2 separate regions of the Mus musculus genome follow, and region 2 is linked to region 1. The links are chromatin loops, found by intact Hi-C in ENCODE. Cell type or tissue: left cerebral cortex. All regions are shown on one strand.

Region 1 (8,000 bases):
TACACACACACACACACACACACACACACACTCACACACTCACACACTCCTTATTCCCTCAAATGATTCGCTCCCTGAATCTGGAGCTAGACTGGAGGGCAAGTCCCAGGGGTCCTCCTGACTCCAACCTCCTCACAGTGCTACATTACTGGCACAGACATTTCCAGCTTTGTAAGTGAGTGCTGGGGATTTGAACTCATGTCCTCATGACTGCACAGCAGGCATTCTCAGCTGCTGGGCCATCTCCCTAGCAACTTAACTCCTCTTTGAAAGAAAAAAAATGGCAGATAGGATTCAACCTCACCAGCCCGCTTGTGTTAAAAATATTTCAAAAACCAGAACATAGCCTCAAAAAGTCATCTTTGTAGAAACCTCACTTTCACTTCCGGTCTCTGCATGTTATTTAAACACACCCCTCTAAATAAGCAACCTGCCTCTCTATTCAACCAAGCATAGGGGCTGGGAGGGCATCTCAGGAGGCAGAGCACTTGCGGAATTCAGAGTCCCACTACCCAGGTGGACATGGTGACCCTCAGCAATCCCAGCATACAGGAGGCAGATACAGGGGGCCTAGAGCCAGACTAGCTGAACTGGGAGGTCCTGGTTTTCAGTGAGAGATCTTTCCACAATTCACAGGGAGAAAGCAGTCATGGAAGACACCTGACATCAAACTTAGGGCTCCATATTCATGTGCACACGCCCACGTATGGACCCATATATGGGGGTACACATACCACATGCATGTGTATATGTATGTATGTATGTATATATGCATGTGTGTATGTATGTGTGCGTTTGTGTGTATATGTATGTGTGTGTATGTATGTATATATGCATGTGTGTGTATGTATGTGTGCGTTTGTGTGTATATGCATGTGTGTGTATGTATGTATGTATGTATGTATACATGCATGTGTGTGTATGTGTGCGTTTGTGTGTATATGTATGTGTGTGTATGTATGTGTGCGTTTGTGTGTATATGCATGTGTGTGTATGTATGTGTGCGTTTGTGTGTATATGTATGTGTGTGTGTGTATATGTGTGTGTGTGTGTGTGTATGTATGTGTGTGTGTGTATGCTGAAATAATTGAGGACTCTAGGTTGTTCAGTTAATGTTGTCCCCGAAAATGCTTTTCTTAAAATTTGTCTTTATAGCTGTTAATAAATTCACCTATTAATATCCTAACTCAAAACCACGCCATGCCAACCAATAAAAATGGAACCTAAACCAACCCGCACAACAGTATGGGATCCAGAAACTGTGTGTTTAAAAGGGAAGGGAAACAGATGCCATTTCTAGCTCTCCCTGTACCAGTTCACAAGCTTAGTAGCATGTACTGAAACAGGCAGGACATACTAAAGGGAATCTGATGTGTTTTAAGTGTGGAATGACATCGGGACAATGTTTAAAAAGAAGAAAAACAAACCTGGAGTGCTTATCAATAAACTGTTATCTAAGTTCAAGACATAAGAAAGTAAGAATATGTACACCAAAAAACCAATGGTGGGCTATTAACTGCGCTATAAAAACTCTGTGTGCATGCTTAAAAATGTCCCTAAAGATAGGGTGTGTGTGTGTGTGTGTGTGTGTGTGTGTGAGAGGGAGAGAGAGAGAGAGAGAGACTGAGAGAGAGAGAGACTGAGAGAGAGAGAGAGAGAGAGAGAGACTGACTACCTACCTGTAAGTAAAACCAAGCACTACACTACTATGTATGGGTTACACGCACCTTTTACATCAATGTCTTAAGAGATTTGAACTCAATATTTTTCAACTGCACTGGGTATAGTTAACACATCCCCGTTACTCCCCAAAAGCAGTGTTTAGCAAATCTACTTCAAAAGCCTGGGGGCGGGGTGGGGGGCGGTTAAAAGAGGAGAGGTAGAGGACAAAGAACTTGCCCAGATTAACACCACAAAGTGTCCACCTTTTAAAACCAACTAAACCCACGCTGGCCTTTTAAAAGGCACTACTGCTTTCTGGCTTAGTTCTCTACCCGCAGTTTCCACGCTGACCCAGGGAAACACAAACAATCCAACTACTGTGTAATCAGGTCAAAAACAAGCTCTGGCTAACTCACTTGGAAGAGTCTACTCACAACTTAGATCTGGCCAGAAAAACTAGGTTAGAAAAAAACCAATCCGTGCTTAAACAAACTCTGGAGCTGGGAAGAGTGTCTTTAAGCCAGTTACCAGCCAGCCACTCCAGTGAGTTGCAACACAGTCTTTTCCAAAATTTTCCAAAGCCTTCCAAATTCAGTTGGGCCCAGCAGGCTGTTAACAGGGCTCCCTTTCAAATTCAAAAATCTGGCCCAGGCCCCAACAGTTAACCAACAAAACATGCTAATTCACTTGAGATCACCTAAGAGTACTGACTCAGGCTCTGACCACAGGCAGGCCTGTCAATACCACCTTCCAGGCCCCGTGCTGGGGAGAGGGGGAAGCTGGAGCCCCGGAGAAGCAATCTTGAGCACATAAACCCTATTCACAAGGCTGAAAAGGGACAAAAGAATCCACACTTAATTTGGCCTCAGAAAATGTCTACAGTCAGCTTCAACCACCACCCCCATTTTTAGGGAAACAATGACAATTCTTCATGGTGAGCCACAAAGCCCTCCTTCATAAGATAATTTTTCTCTGTGTGTGTAGCTCAACCTTGACCCAGTCCCAGTAACTAGAAAACTCCCCAAGCAAAGATAATTCCAGAAAACCGTTTACCAACAAGAAGGAAATCAGGAAACCGAACGAACGTAAAGGTTTTTGCTTTGTTTTGTTTGTGTTTTTTTTTTTTTTACACTTCGGAGCCTGAGCCGCCTTCTAGACCGAGCGAGCGAAACAGAATGAACAACAGTTCACAGCCTTAGGTGCCAGCTCCGCGGCGACACAGGCCAACAGATTCCTCAGCTTCATCTGCAGCCCAGGGAGGAGGATAAATTTAAAGAGAGAGAACGACCAGGGGTGGCGGGTGTGAAGTCTGGCATCCTCTCTACTCCTTGCTCTCTCTCCTCCCAGCCATCTCAATTACACAGCTGTCACAAAGGTTATTCCTGGAATTCACATTTTATAATCCCCACACTGTAATTCCTCCTGTTCCCGTGGCCCAAAAGCACACTCCCCCGCCCGCTTCCCCAAGATACTGTCCACTAGAACAGGGTATGCTGGCCAAGCTTTAAAATCAGTACCAGGTAACGCTAGCCTCCCCAAGTTGGAGCCTACGGCAAGCACTCCGAAGGCAGAAGCACGATGACATGTCTCAAGAATACCAAGGCAGTGGCTGAGTGGAGTCATAGGCAAGGCCTGTCTACACCGAATTTTAATTCACGGACAAACGCAAACGCATGAAGGCCAGATTTGGAGGAAAGGGGGTTTGGGGGGAGACCCTGTGGTCACCCTCGAACACAAAATTCCTTTTCTATTTTGCTAAAGCCAAGTGCATGCCTAACAGTGTAGCTTATTTCCTTTATCTCAAAGCCAGGAAATGAGGTCTTTTAAGGCCAGTCTGAACACAGGCAAAAAAACAAAAAAGAAAAAGAAAAAAAAAGAAAAGCCAGGCGAAACCCCCTTTCCCAACTTTGGCCAGGCGGCACGGCCTGCAGTCAGCAGCGTTTCGTCACCCTTTCCCTCGTCCCCTAAGAAGTTTCTCCACGCCACGGGGAACAAAGGCGCCCCACACCGACCTTATAGACTTGTCCATAGGTGCCATTTCCAACCACTTCCACCAGCTCAAAAATCCCAGCAGGGTCCTGGAGAGAGAGGAGGGGGAGGTTATCAACTCAAAAGAGGGACCCCAACCGAGGAGGGCGAGAGGGCGGAGGGAGGGATGCAGGGCGGTGACAAAGGCTCGCCCCGCCGGGTCCCCGGGAGCGCCGTGGCACCCGCCCGCCCGCTCGCCCGGCAGACAAAGGGGCCGCCGCGCCCGCGGGTGTCCGTGTCCACCGCGGCGCGCAGGGCGCGGCCGCACTCACCCGCAGGGACGACAGGTCAATGTCCACCAGGCTCTTCGCGGGAGAGTCGTTCGCCATCTTCCCCGGGTCGCCGCTCCGGGAGCGGGCGAGAGAGCGAGAGACGGGCAGGGGCTCGGCGGCGCCGGGGCTCGGGCCGCACGGGCAGGCCGCCGCCGCCCGGGCGGCTTGTCGTCCGGTCGGAGCGGAGCGCGGCGCGGAGAGCGCTGGCCGCGGAGCTCACACCATGGCTTGGCGGTCCTCCCTCGGCCCCCACCCGCCCCCCGGGCGTCGCCCGCCGCCTCAGGCCCCGGCGCCCCGCGCGCGCGCGCCTGCACGAGCGGCCCGGAGCTGGGGCCGGAGAGCGCGGCGAGCGAGCGAGCGCGAGGCCGCGAGACAAAGATGCCGCGGGAGGCGGGGGCGGGGGCGGGGACGCGGGGCACCGACCGGCGCCGCTGAGGAGGGGCGAGCGACTCCCCCGCCCCCTCCGCCGGGAGAGCGGGCGGAACCCGGCCCTCGCCCTCGCTCGCTCGCCGCCCGCCCGCGTGAATATTCAGCAGGGGTGGGGCTCGAACAATGGCCGGGCGGCCGGCCCTCCGCGGATGGTGGCCCGGCCCGGGGTGGGGCCGGGAGCCCTCGGGGCCTTCCCGGAGGAAGTGCGGGGCGCGGCGGAACACCCCAGCCTCCGCTAACAATGAATGAAAGACTCGGAGCGCCCCGGCGGCCCCGTGGACACCCCACCCGCGCCGCTCGCCCGGGAGAGGGTGTGCCAGGACGCGCCGGGGTCGGGCCTCGGACCCCTCCGCCGCCTACGGCCGGTCGGTCCCGTAGACCCTCGTTTCCTTTTTACCCCCCAAGGGGTGTTCCTCTCCTTTCTCCTTTCCTGTCTCAGTTTGTGGCTTGGTTGCTGCTGGAGGATTCGCTGAGCATCACTTGACCGTCCGGGAGAATCCAAAACAGTCGCTGTGATTGCTCGCTGCTGTGTTCCCCGAGCCAGTTTGGCCCATGGGAGGGAGGGCGGACGGGCGAGCCCTCTGCTCGGGATCTAAAACCCTGACAGTACCTGGATGGAGATCACCACGGGTCACCAAACAGGCTTCTTCCAGCATGCCACAGCAAGTCAGCTAGGCAGTTCAACTACTGTCCCTCTTTATCACGTCCCAGGACCAGCCAAAAACATGTTTAGTGACTCCCTGTTACCTCACAGCGGGTGTTCTCAACAGTATCCCAGAATGGCCAGGTACAAGATCGCTGTAAAATTGCTTGACTCCCACATGTAGAAGGCCTAGAATGGGCCTGATAAGTTAAGAGATGAAGCTAAGCTTGGTGTTACATGGCGCCCCCCAAAATCCACTGTTTCATGGGCATCTAGTTGTCAATAACGTTCTGCACCTCCCTCCCCACACACTCCACACTGTTCTGATTTAAGCAGTACACACCTTATAGCCTCGGAGTAGAAAACCCCCAATACTGCAATTGTTGTACTCAAACCCTAAAGACCCTAGCCTAGAGAGGAGCGAGCATACTCTCCACTTCGGCCTATACCCAGAGTTCAAGTCGCTGCCCCCAGAGAATGTCCAGCGCTCTTCTGCTTGGGTTACGTTCTAAGATGTTTGACATGAGACTCCATTGTAGAGTGAAATTATATTCGGAACTCCCAATATCTGTTCCTTAGGAAACGCACAGGAACAAAAATGTTGGTGAATTTGTTAGCGCTTGTCTGGTTTGGCTTTGTTATTATTTATTGATAATACAGTGATGTGTGCAGCCCATTTCATATATCTTATCTTACTGTTCTTCACGTGAACCTTGAGTGGTACTCTTAATTTTGCTGCTTTATACATTAGGAAATAAAATCTGAAGAATTACCTCGCCCACTGTGCACAGCTGATGGCTATACAAATACGGCAGTCTCTCGGCACCGCCCCCCTCCCCAACCCACCCCCACTCCCAGTCCCTAATCCCAGTCTTTCCACAGGTTAACATCAGACCTATGACATGGAGGCCTACCTCATACCACTTCCTTCTTATCTATATGAATCCTTTCCCATCAGTTCAGAGCCATTACAGCCATTACATCCTACTATCTCGGATTTCTCCAAGCCCCGCCCCCCCCAACCCCTATCCTAAGATGCAGTGAGCAGGATCCGTACTGAAGCCATTGTTTTCCATTTTCAAGGCAGTATCTATTATTGAAAGGGCAAGCCAGCGCCCAGGATATCTGAAAGAGCATCACAATTTGTCCTCAGAGAACTTAAAGCTAATGTCCAAAGGGCAGTTTGTAAATACGCATAATATTATATTGTAATTCCAGCCAGACAGAAAGAACACTAAGCAGGTGTTCTCTGAAAGTCTCCTGGATTTAGAGCAAAGCTGAACTGGGTTTGAACCCTGGCTCTATTATTTATCAGTTGTGCAACCTTGCTCCGGCTGCCTAACCTCTCAGCCTATTTCCTCTCCAGTATACCAGATAAAGGCAAGAGATAAGAAAGACAAGAAGCCAGGGCTCAGGCAGGAGCAGTGAGGACTGTGACTAGGTCACGGGATGGTAGATTCTCCAAAGACATGACACCTGAAGGAATTCCAGAAAGTGCCATAGAGTCAACGGGTAACCCCTCTACCTGTGGCTCAGACCTCTCTTTACACTTGCTAGCATATTGCTGGGAGCAGAGGAAAAGATGGGGTTTGCTGGATAACGGTGACCCAATGTTTGCTTTTGAACCCAAAGCCAAAGTAAATGGAACGAACAGTCTCACATCTGCCCCACTTGAAATGAGCTCTGTGGGTAAACTCTTGCTGAAAATGTACATGTATTCGTTCACATAATCATAGCAAAATATCTTGAACTGGGTAACTTTAGTATGGCAGCCCTCTGTTATATTTCTCCTTTCTGTGGTATCCTTTACCTGAGACCAACGTTAGTCTGAAAAGCGTTAAATGAAAAGTTCGGGATAAATTTTACAAGTTCTAAACAACCTATTACAGCATCTTGTTATAATTGTTTTACTTTATTGTTTTTAGTAAATCACTGTGCCTACATTATGAGTTAAATGTTATCGGGTATGTATAGGAAGTTGATACATATATATTACACATACAAATGAGTCTCTGCCTATTGTGTCATTGTGGGTGTTTAGCTACCATCTCCATTTTCACACATCCATTGAGGATCTTGGCAACTATCCCCTGCAGATAGACTACTTTCTTGTACTTCAGAGTCTCTGTGTGTCCAAGATGAAGGTTTTAGACTACCTGGTTTTGAATAAGGGCTCTTCCTGTCTGGAAGACATCCATCTGGGTGCCTGAATAAGAAAAGAATGTGCTCTGAGGTGCCCTGGCCTTCTGGGATCTGCCCTTGTTGTTTGTTTTATTTGTGTGTGTGTGTGTGTGTGTGTGTGTGTGTGTTTGCCTGCTTGCCTGTGCATGTGTGAAGAGACCAGAGAGGCCATCAGGGCCCCTGGAACTGAAATTAACAGGCATTTGTGACCCATCTGATGTGGATTTGGGGAACCAAGCCCAGATCCTCAGCCAAGTGACCCTAACCACTAAGCCATCTCCTCAGCTCAATTTAGTGGAACTGTGGTACTTTCCCAAGCACCCTACCTCCCCTTGCAGACCTGAGGAGAGGGAATAGACAGAGCTTCAGCATACGAACGGGGCTGGGGACAAGCCCTGTTTGAATACTTGGTCCCAGCTGATGGAACTATTTGGGAAGAATTAGCAGGCGTGACTTTGTTGGAAGAGGTGTGTCACTGGGCGTGGGCTTGAGGCTTCAGAAGACTCAAACCATTCTCAGTGCTTCTCTGCCTCCTGCGAGTGGGTCAGGATGTGAGCTCTGAGCTGTTGCTTCCCGCCTCCTCCTGCCCTGCTCCCTGCCATGGTGGTGATGGAGGTCGACCCCTCTGAGAACTGTAGGCCCCACGTAAACCCTTCTTCTACAAGCTGCTTCGTTTATGGTGTTTTGTCACAGCAATAGGAAAGTTACTAAAATAGTATCTGATTGAGACCACAAACATGAAAGAGGTGAATTGGAAAATAAATATCAACCTGGCATTTTAGGTC
Region 2 (8,000 bases), 350 kb after region 1:
CGATCAGCACGAGGGCATTTAGTGAACTGAGGTCAGTATAGGTTGATCATGTTCTGCACACGAGCATTGGAAGAGTTTTAGGCTGGTTTTAGAACAGGTTTCAGAGTGATGCTCAAGAGTGCACAGAAGAGAGGGGGGGTGCTGACAGCTGCACTGAGCTCATGCTGGACCTGTGCAGATGTGTTAGCTGTGCACATTACTTGCTCTCCTCATTGGGGTTGTTATTTTGTCCACTTTTCTCCTAAGCAACATGTTAAAACATCCCCAACAAAACTGAAGTTTCTTCCTTGTTTTTGGACAATTTCTTCTCGGTCAGTGAGTTTTAATTTGTGGTTGAATGACAAACTGAACTAGAGTGTTTCACAATTAAGAACTACTATTTTTTTTTTTAAGAATTACTATTTTTAATGGTACTGGCAGATTTTTGTTTAAAGAAAACCTTCAGCAGAGTAATTATAATGAGTAGTATATGTAGACACTGAACAGCTGATGGTGTAGGTGTAGAGAGTAGGAGACATACAGCTCCTTGTGGTCATGCTGTCTAGTCACACAGCTGGGGTTTGAGCTCTGTCTGTCTGGTTTCAAAACCTGTAGTTCACACATGTAAGAGGGGCAGGAAACCAAGATAAACCAACAAGGAAAGAAAGTGTGTGCGTGCGCCTTTCTGGTAGCACAGATGTTTATTCAAGAGTAGGCTTATAAAATGTGTAAATGGAAATAACCATTTTTTCTGCCACTCAGATGATTAATATATATTTCCACTTGAGTCACTTTATAGACTTGAAGAAGATATTATCAACTTGGGATTAGTTTATTACTGGTACCTTATTTGTGGGCTTTGTTAGCCTAAATGGTTTAGAATAAGTATTCTACTGAAGCACATGAAAATGATTGGGCATTGTAGCGCTTAACAGAATCCCAGCACTTGGGAAGCATAGGTACAAGGAGTCTGAGTTCAAGGCAATCCTGGACCACATAGCACATTCGAGGCCAATTGGGTAACATAGCAAGACCCTAATCTCAAAACCATAGACTAACGCTCATACACACACATGCGCGCACACACGCGCGCGCGCACACACACACACACACACACACACACGATTTAGTATGTGGTGGAAATAGATCTACCATATTTTTGTTTAATGAAGAGCTTTCACTTTAAAAGAAAAAAAAAAGCATCACTAAGTCCAAATCTTAAGTGGGAAATAGACTGGAAAATAACTTAGACAAGTAGGTGGACTTCATGTTAATGTGTGGTTGGCTCACTTTATACAGGGTGTGTTGGTAAAATGCGTTATTTCCTTTATAAGATATGCAAACATTTATTTTAAGACATTAATACATACTTAATTTTTTTAGGCATATTTTTCATAGAATATGCATTGACCCATGGCTTTTGGATCACCGAACGTGTCCAATGTGTAAACTTGATGTCATCAAAGCCCTGGGATATTGGGTTTGTTACGTTTTTGTTTATATTCAATCTCTACCCCAGTTCTTCCTGAGTATCTCACTTTTATTACTGACCCAGAGGCAAGGTGAACAGATGAAATATTCCTTCTGATATCCTTACTGTTACTTAAAGAAGTTTTCAGTATTTAAAATGAATATGTAGAATAGTCCACATAAATCCGTGAACTGAGTTTATGACAGAATACTATATAGCCTATGAACATCTTCCCCAATCTGTAATTCCGAAGTATAGCTCTGCATATGGTAGCATCCTCTGTGTGTGTGTGTGCTTATGCATGCATGGGTTTGTGCATGAGTGCAGATGCTTGCATGTTTGGTTTTATGTAAATTGAATCATAGAATGTATGAAGTAAATAGAGGTGCCACCTATATCTTCTGGCTTCAGAGACACATTTTACACATACTATACCCAATAGATTCTGATTATCTGCTCTCACTTTTTATGGGCTCCACAGTTTTTTTTTTTTTTTTAGACTTGCATGTACTCTATTATGCCTCAAAATACTATTGATAAAATTATAACTTATTTTAGCTAACAATATTTGAAGGACTGAGAATACAGCTCAGGGTGCTTGAAGGCCTTGCGCCAAAGTCCTGGACTCAATCTCCCTATCACATAAACTGGATGAACATTGTATACAACTTAAAACTGTTATAGCCATGTATGCATCTATAATGGTGTCTCTAGGAGCTATGCCTGGAACAGGGCTGGCTTCATGGGATGCAGGTGTGACAGTCGCCCTTTAGCTTGGTGTGGCCCTTCAGGGAGAAACTGTTTCATCCAAGGACGGCTGTACTACAGCCTCATCCTGCTTTGTCCTGAAATGTGTCTTCCTTATAGAACTCCTAAACTTCCTTTATTGACAGCTTTTCATTATCTGTCCCTTTAGCCTGAGATAGCATACCTCCCTCATGGGCCTGGTTCATGCCCTCTATGTACAAGCTGCAGTTCAACAAGAGGTTGAGTCTTCATGGTTCAGAATTTTAAATGAGAAAACACAGAGCTTGATGAATTGTTTCCTTGACAGAATCTAATTCCCTTCCTTAAATGCACTGTAAGCTTATGCTCAGTTGTCTTTTTTGAGTGATTCTAAACCAGCTTTTCCACTCTTGACATTTATGTGAGACCAATTTCTGTTCTTAGCTAAGCAGAGACTCGCATTCTCATACATTTTGTTCAGAGAGTATAGGCCCACTTATTTCATATATAAGAGATGAGTCTTCATTTTATATGAGGTTGAATTCTTTTCTTACTAGAATACAGAGAATGCGTGCGTATGTGGCGTACTTTGTGAAGGATAGGAAGCTATTATAACTTCAGCACTAGGGGTGTGTCTTGCTTTTAGTGTCTCAGTTTCTAGAGGAGGGCCCATTTCCCTATTACCAGTAGAGTTCTCAGTGACTCTTAAGACTTCAACGCAGTCCTTTGGTTTGCAACCATATCCACTACATTCATTGAGCAAAAACTGATCAGACAAATGCTGTCTAAGATGTTAAATTGAACTTGGCTCGGAGATAATTACGGTATAGTATAGAGATAATTACGGTATAGTCCCTTTGCTAGAGCAAGGATTCTTGGGGATTTCACTTTCAGGCCAACCGGGGCCAGTGCATATCCGGAGATACAGCACAGCAAGGGAACTTGGTAGATGCCATCTGGGTCAGAAAAGAAAGTGTTTATGCTGCCTGCTAGACATGGAGAAATGGAGGACTGTATTTTAGTGGGACTGCTGAGGGACTGTCACCTCAGTGCGTAGTAGGTGGATGGTGTGTGCACGGGGATGTGAACTCGGGTGGAGCTTGGTGGAGAGCTAGGTTTGGCAGCTTTGTTGAGAAACAGATTGGGATGAGGCTAAACAGGAGTTGGTATTGTAACATTTCAACAGGAATTTTGCTTGATGTGTCTAGGATGTCTAGTTACTGGTGAGGGAAGAGGGAGTGGTTTTAAAATGCTCCTAGGACAGAGCAGAGATGTCTGAGTGCCTGTGAACCCACGCTCACAGCCTACAAACCCTTAGTCACTTCCCAGCAGTTTCATCTACCCACGTGCATCTGTGGCTCTTAGGTTAACCAGAAAGAATGTCTGAGACACCCACCCACTGGTGTTGGGGCTTAATGGAGTATGACTAAAGGAGTCTCTGGCCATGCTTTCATTATCTTCCTTCAATGCAACAAAGAGAAGGAGGTGGGAGGGGAGTTGGAGACAAACCACAGTGGAGAAAGGACACAGAACAGATTTTTAAAACAGATAAATGAAGCCTTCATCTATTTAGAGCCTCTTTGTCTCTGACACCCTGGTGCTATGCTGTAAAATGGCCCAGGGCTGCTGCTGGGGCTGCGGGAGCAGCAGTGACGCTGTACAGACTCCGCAAGAAGACAGTTTCAGGAAGTAGCCTCTTTGTTTAAATCATTTAAAGGGCGAGATACAACTTCCATCAAGTAGGGAAACTCTTTAGAGGAAAACAAAACAAACTTAATAGGTCTTTCTGACTGGATACAGGAGATGGTGTGCCTCCCACCCCGTTCCCTGTAGAGAGCCAAAGATATCTCAAGTGAATTTACTAGCAAAATGACCCCGTACTGGTCATGTCACTGAGAAAGCCATTGTCTTTTGTCTGCCTCTCAAGGGGGACCCTGAGGATACGCAGGAGCTACCCACCCCAGAAGCTGCCCCAGGAAGGGTTTCTGTTGGGAATCTGAGTGTGACATCCCAAGATGAGGAGAGGAGTGAAAGCAACCTTCCATCATCTTCCTCGAGCGAGTCTGGGCCACACCGCCCCTGTCTTAAAGAAGATGCAGGGGAGGACACAGCATTACTAGGTATGTGGCTACAGATATAAGCGCACAATGTTACCAGTGAATGGAACAAAGTGGAAGGCAGGAAAGTACTGTCGTGTACATAAAAACCACAGGCCCCCACTTCGAGATACCATTTCAAGTTTTTGATGCATACATTCTCAAGAATGGGGGATATCACACAAATGCTGTTTGGTAAACTGTTCTTTTAATGTATGAAGTTCTTTCTGGATCACTTGGTAGATAAATTTTTATGACCAAGTTTTTTAAATTTTCTTTTGAGTTGCTCAATTCATGTCTATGTCTTCAGTGGTTTCTGTAGTCTCGTCGTATTGTGTAGCATGTGGTGAGGTCCTGGTCTTCTTGCAGCTGCTTCTCAGCTCAACTGCTTTTTCTTACTAATTCTTAGTTAACTTTTCTGATGCCATAACAAAACACCATGACCAAAGCAACTTAAAAGGAAATATTTATTGGCGCTTAAGAGTCCATGATCCTCATGGTAGGGAGCGTGGCAGCAGGCAGGCATGCCCTGGAGCAGTAGCTGAGAGCTCACAGTTTATCCACAATGAGAGGAAGGAAGGGAGAAGGACTGGGCCTCCTTTCCAGAGGCAGGGGACCAAGTAAAGGAACACATGAGCCTGTGGGGCCATTCTCATTCAAACACCAGGTCATAGTAATGCTTTCTTTTTGTTTTTTAATTGTAGTGGGCCCAAGTAGAGCCTAGGGCTTTGGACTTGCCTGATAAGGTGTACCTCCAGCCCTTTTTTAGAACTTTTTTAATTTAAATTTAATATGGAAAATACAAGACCTTTGTCAAATATTTTGTCTCCTCTCCCTCAGTTTCTTTATTTCTTTGTGTTGGGAAATGCTAATCACAAACACTGGCATTTGGCCATATTCCAGTGACTAACGTCTGTATTCTTAGCCTCTGTGTACTTTTCTGTCTTCTGACATAAAAGTATCTTGGGACTTTTATGGCATGCTAAATAGGAAAGTCTTTTTCTTCTTGGTTGGTTATGGTTCATTAGAGAATTACTGACCTATGTTTTGGTAATATTTGTAGGGTTTCTTTTTCTTTTTTCCCCCAAATTCCTTTTTGAAACTGTGTCTTATGTATACCAGGCTAGCCTCAAATTCCCTAGATAGCTGAAGATGACCTTGAACTTTTGATCCTCTGATCCCACCTCCCAAGTGTGAGATTATAGGCATGCATTACCACACTGGTTTCATGCAGTGCTTGGGATCAAAGTTGGGGCTGTGTGCATGCCAGCAGGCCCTCTACCAACTGAGCTACATCCCTATATCTGCCCCTTTATAATTAATTTATTCACTCATTTATTTATTGGGGTACCCATGTATGTCATGTAAATGTAGAAGTCAGAGGGTAACTGAGGAGTCAGTACTCTCCTACCTTAGGTTCCAGGGATAAAACTCAGGTCATCAGGATTGGTAGCAAGAACCCTGTACGCCATGAACCGTCCTGCTGGCCCTCTCTTCGGTATTCTTTAAAGATTAATTATGAAGTTATTTTGAGCCTGGTGTGATAGTGCATAACTTTAATCCTGGCATTTTAGAGGCTGAGACTGGAAAATCTTTTGAGTTTGAGGCTAGCCTGATCTATATAGGGAGTTCCAAACTAGCCAGGGCTACATAGTAAAACCTTCTGTCTAAACAAAAGAGAGGGTATAGAGATTGCTCTGTGGTTAAGAGCTCTGGGTGATCTTCCGGGGGGCCTGCGATCCATGACTAGCACTCACATGATGGCTCATGGCCATCTGCAAGTCTAGTTCCTGGGGTGTGATACCCTCTTTAGCCTGTGCAGGTACGAGGTGTGCATTTTGTATCCTTACATACATACATAGAGGCAGAATACCCATATACATTTGTCAATTAAAAGAAAGTCCTACCAACATTTTTATTAGAATTAAAATAATCTATAGATAAATTTATAGATAAAATAATTTGTAGATTAATTTAATTGAGAGTAATTGATGCTTCTAATTTTGAATTTGGCTATCCTGAATAAGACTTCCAAAATAGCAAGATTAAAATTGAATCAGATTGTTTTTTAACATGTTTTGAAAAACTTACAAGAATGGTTAGAACTTTCATTTTTATTGTATATGTCGGGAGGGGGCTACGTGTGTGTATGCAGGTGTAAGGGCAACGTGCATGTATTCTTCAAGGCATCATTATACACACACACACACACACACACACACACACACACACACACACACACGGTTTTTGTTTGTTTGTTTGAGACAAAATCCTACTAGCCTGGGACTTGCCTCGTAAAGCTAGGCTGACTGGCTGGGAGTCTCTGGTCCATCCCTCTCCACGTTTCTTAGAGCTGGGATTATAAGCACACTATTATTACACCCAACTTTTTTAATGAGTGTTCTGCAGATGAAGCTAAGGTAGAAGGCACTTTACAAGCTTAACCATCCCCCAAGCCCCTAGAACTTACGTTTTAAACCAATATTAGAAAAAAGAGGCAAAGGAATATGGTGGCTCCAGGGAATGGATTTCCCAGGATCATAAAGCCGGGCCCTGATCTCACCGGTTCTCTGGCTAACCATATTACAAAGCAACATATTCAACACAGTAAGGAATTTTGCTTTTAGGGATCCTTTTGAGTCAAACGGTGTATAGACTACTGTGATTTGAGTCCAGAAAGAAACTCAATTTCTTTCCTCAAGAGCGTGACCCCACTTGAGATGTGTAAACAGAGAGGTCCTTTAAGGGCAGTCACCAGATGAATGTTGGCTCAGATAACACTAGAAAGCCTGTGTGTCATACTTACTAAATGAAAGGATATTTCTGTATTTCTCTTGCTGGTTGAGTTTAAAATGGGTTGTCATTTTTACATGTAAGTTTTATTTAAATGTTTCTATAATTTGTTTCTTGAATTATTGTCTCCACATGTGTAACTGAGGCTGGACAGACCGACTGACCTAGGATGGCTTTTGGTGCTTTGTTGTAGGAGCCGGCAGGAGTGAGCCTCAGCATGGAGGATCCATATGCTAGCACCATCCTCACTGACAGCCTCACCGACAGAGCCTTGGCTTGAACAGGACATTCAGTTTTTTACTCTAGGGCAGAGTTTGTATACTTGAAAACAGTGGACTTTATTTTACTTTACCTTTCAGATTCAGGTTTGATATACAAAGGGCTGAGATATTTTATTCCTAAAAGACTTTTAATTAGCCTTCATCTATTTATCTACTAAATTATGATGTCTATCATAAGTTTTGTTGTATCACCTGTCACAGATGTATGTGGAGGGGTTGTTTCTGAGTACTAGACTAGCCTCTGTGGTATAAAACAAGAGTCTGTCTCTTGGGCTTTTTAGACAGAGCTCACCGAGTTGAAGTGTGAAGTGTAGTTCCTTATTGATCACATGAACGTCTCCTGAGCGGAGACTGTAGAACTTGGAAATGAGAAATCTTGCCGTGGGCAGTGGTGCAAACTGTGGCTGAGGCCCGAGGAGCTTGAGTTCAAGCCTGCTTCGGGCTGTGTAGCCAGACTGCTACAAAGGGGTTAAGAGAGAGAGAGAGAGAGAGAGAGCAAGAGAGAGAGAGGGAGAGCACGCGCGAGAGCGAGAGCGAGCATTCAGCTGGCTTGAGCTGTGTAGTCTGCAGAGACTTCAGAACCACACATTCCTTCTTATGTGGAATTGTGAAAAGAACACTAGATGATTTTATGATTTACATTTCTACTTTTAT

Evidence for each region. Peaks named below come from ENCODE experiments on the same cell type or tissue, not always from the same donor. Only the 100,000 strongest peaks of a DNase experiment are listed, where the experiment ranks them.
Region 2: a loop joins it to region 1, with 3 times the contacts of the local background. A loop is called at or near these places in 2 of 42 quality-filtered maps.

The regions. Positions count from the first base shown.
Region 1 is chr1:39,897,249-39,905,248 of GRCm38, reverse strand. Map4k4 (mitogen-activated protein kinase kinase kinase kinase 4) reads right to left here and starts at 4,336. Exons shown (of 32, transcript NM_001252200.1): 1 at 3,963-4,336; 2 at 3,675-3,740. The coding sequence starts at 4,019. In left cerebral cortex, no CTCF peak of the experiment used is centred here; DNase peaks (open chromatin) are centred at 3,036, 3,664, 4,569, 4,863 and 1 more place; H3K4me3 peaks cover 3,390 bases; H3K27ac peaks cover 3,468 bases.
Region 2 is chr1:39,551,774-39,559,773 of GRCm38, reverse strand. It overlaps Rnf149 (ring finger protein 149), which reads left to right. Exons shown (of 7, transcript NM_001033135.3): 5 at 1,363-1,459; 6 at 4,104-4,296; 7 at 7,259-8,000. The coding sequence ends at 7,302. Among named protein-coding and RNA genes, the nearest start is that of Snord89, 6.9 kb to the right of the region's middle. In left cerebral cortex, no CTCF peak of the experiment used is centred here; DNase peaks (open chromatin) are centred at 556, 3,544 and 4,164; H3K27ac peaks cover 1,355 bases.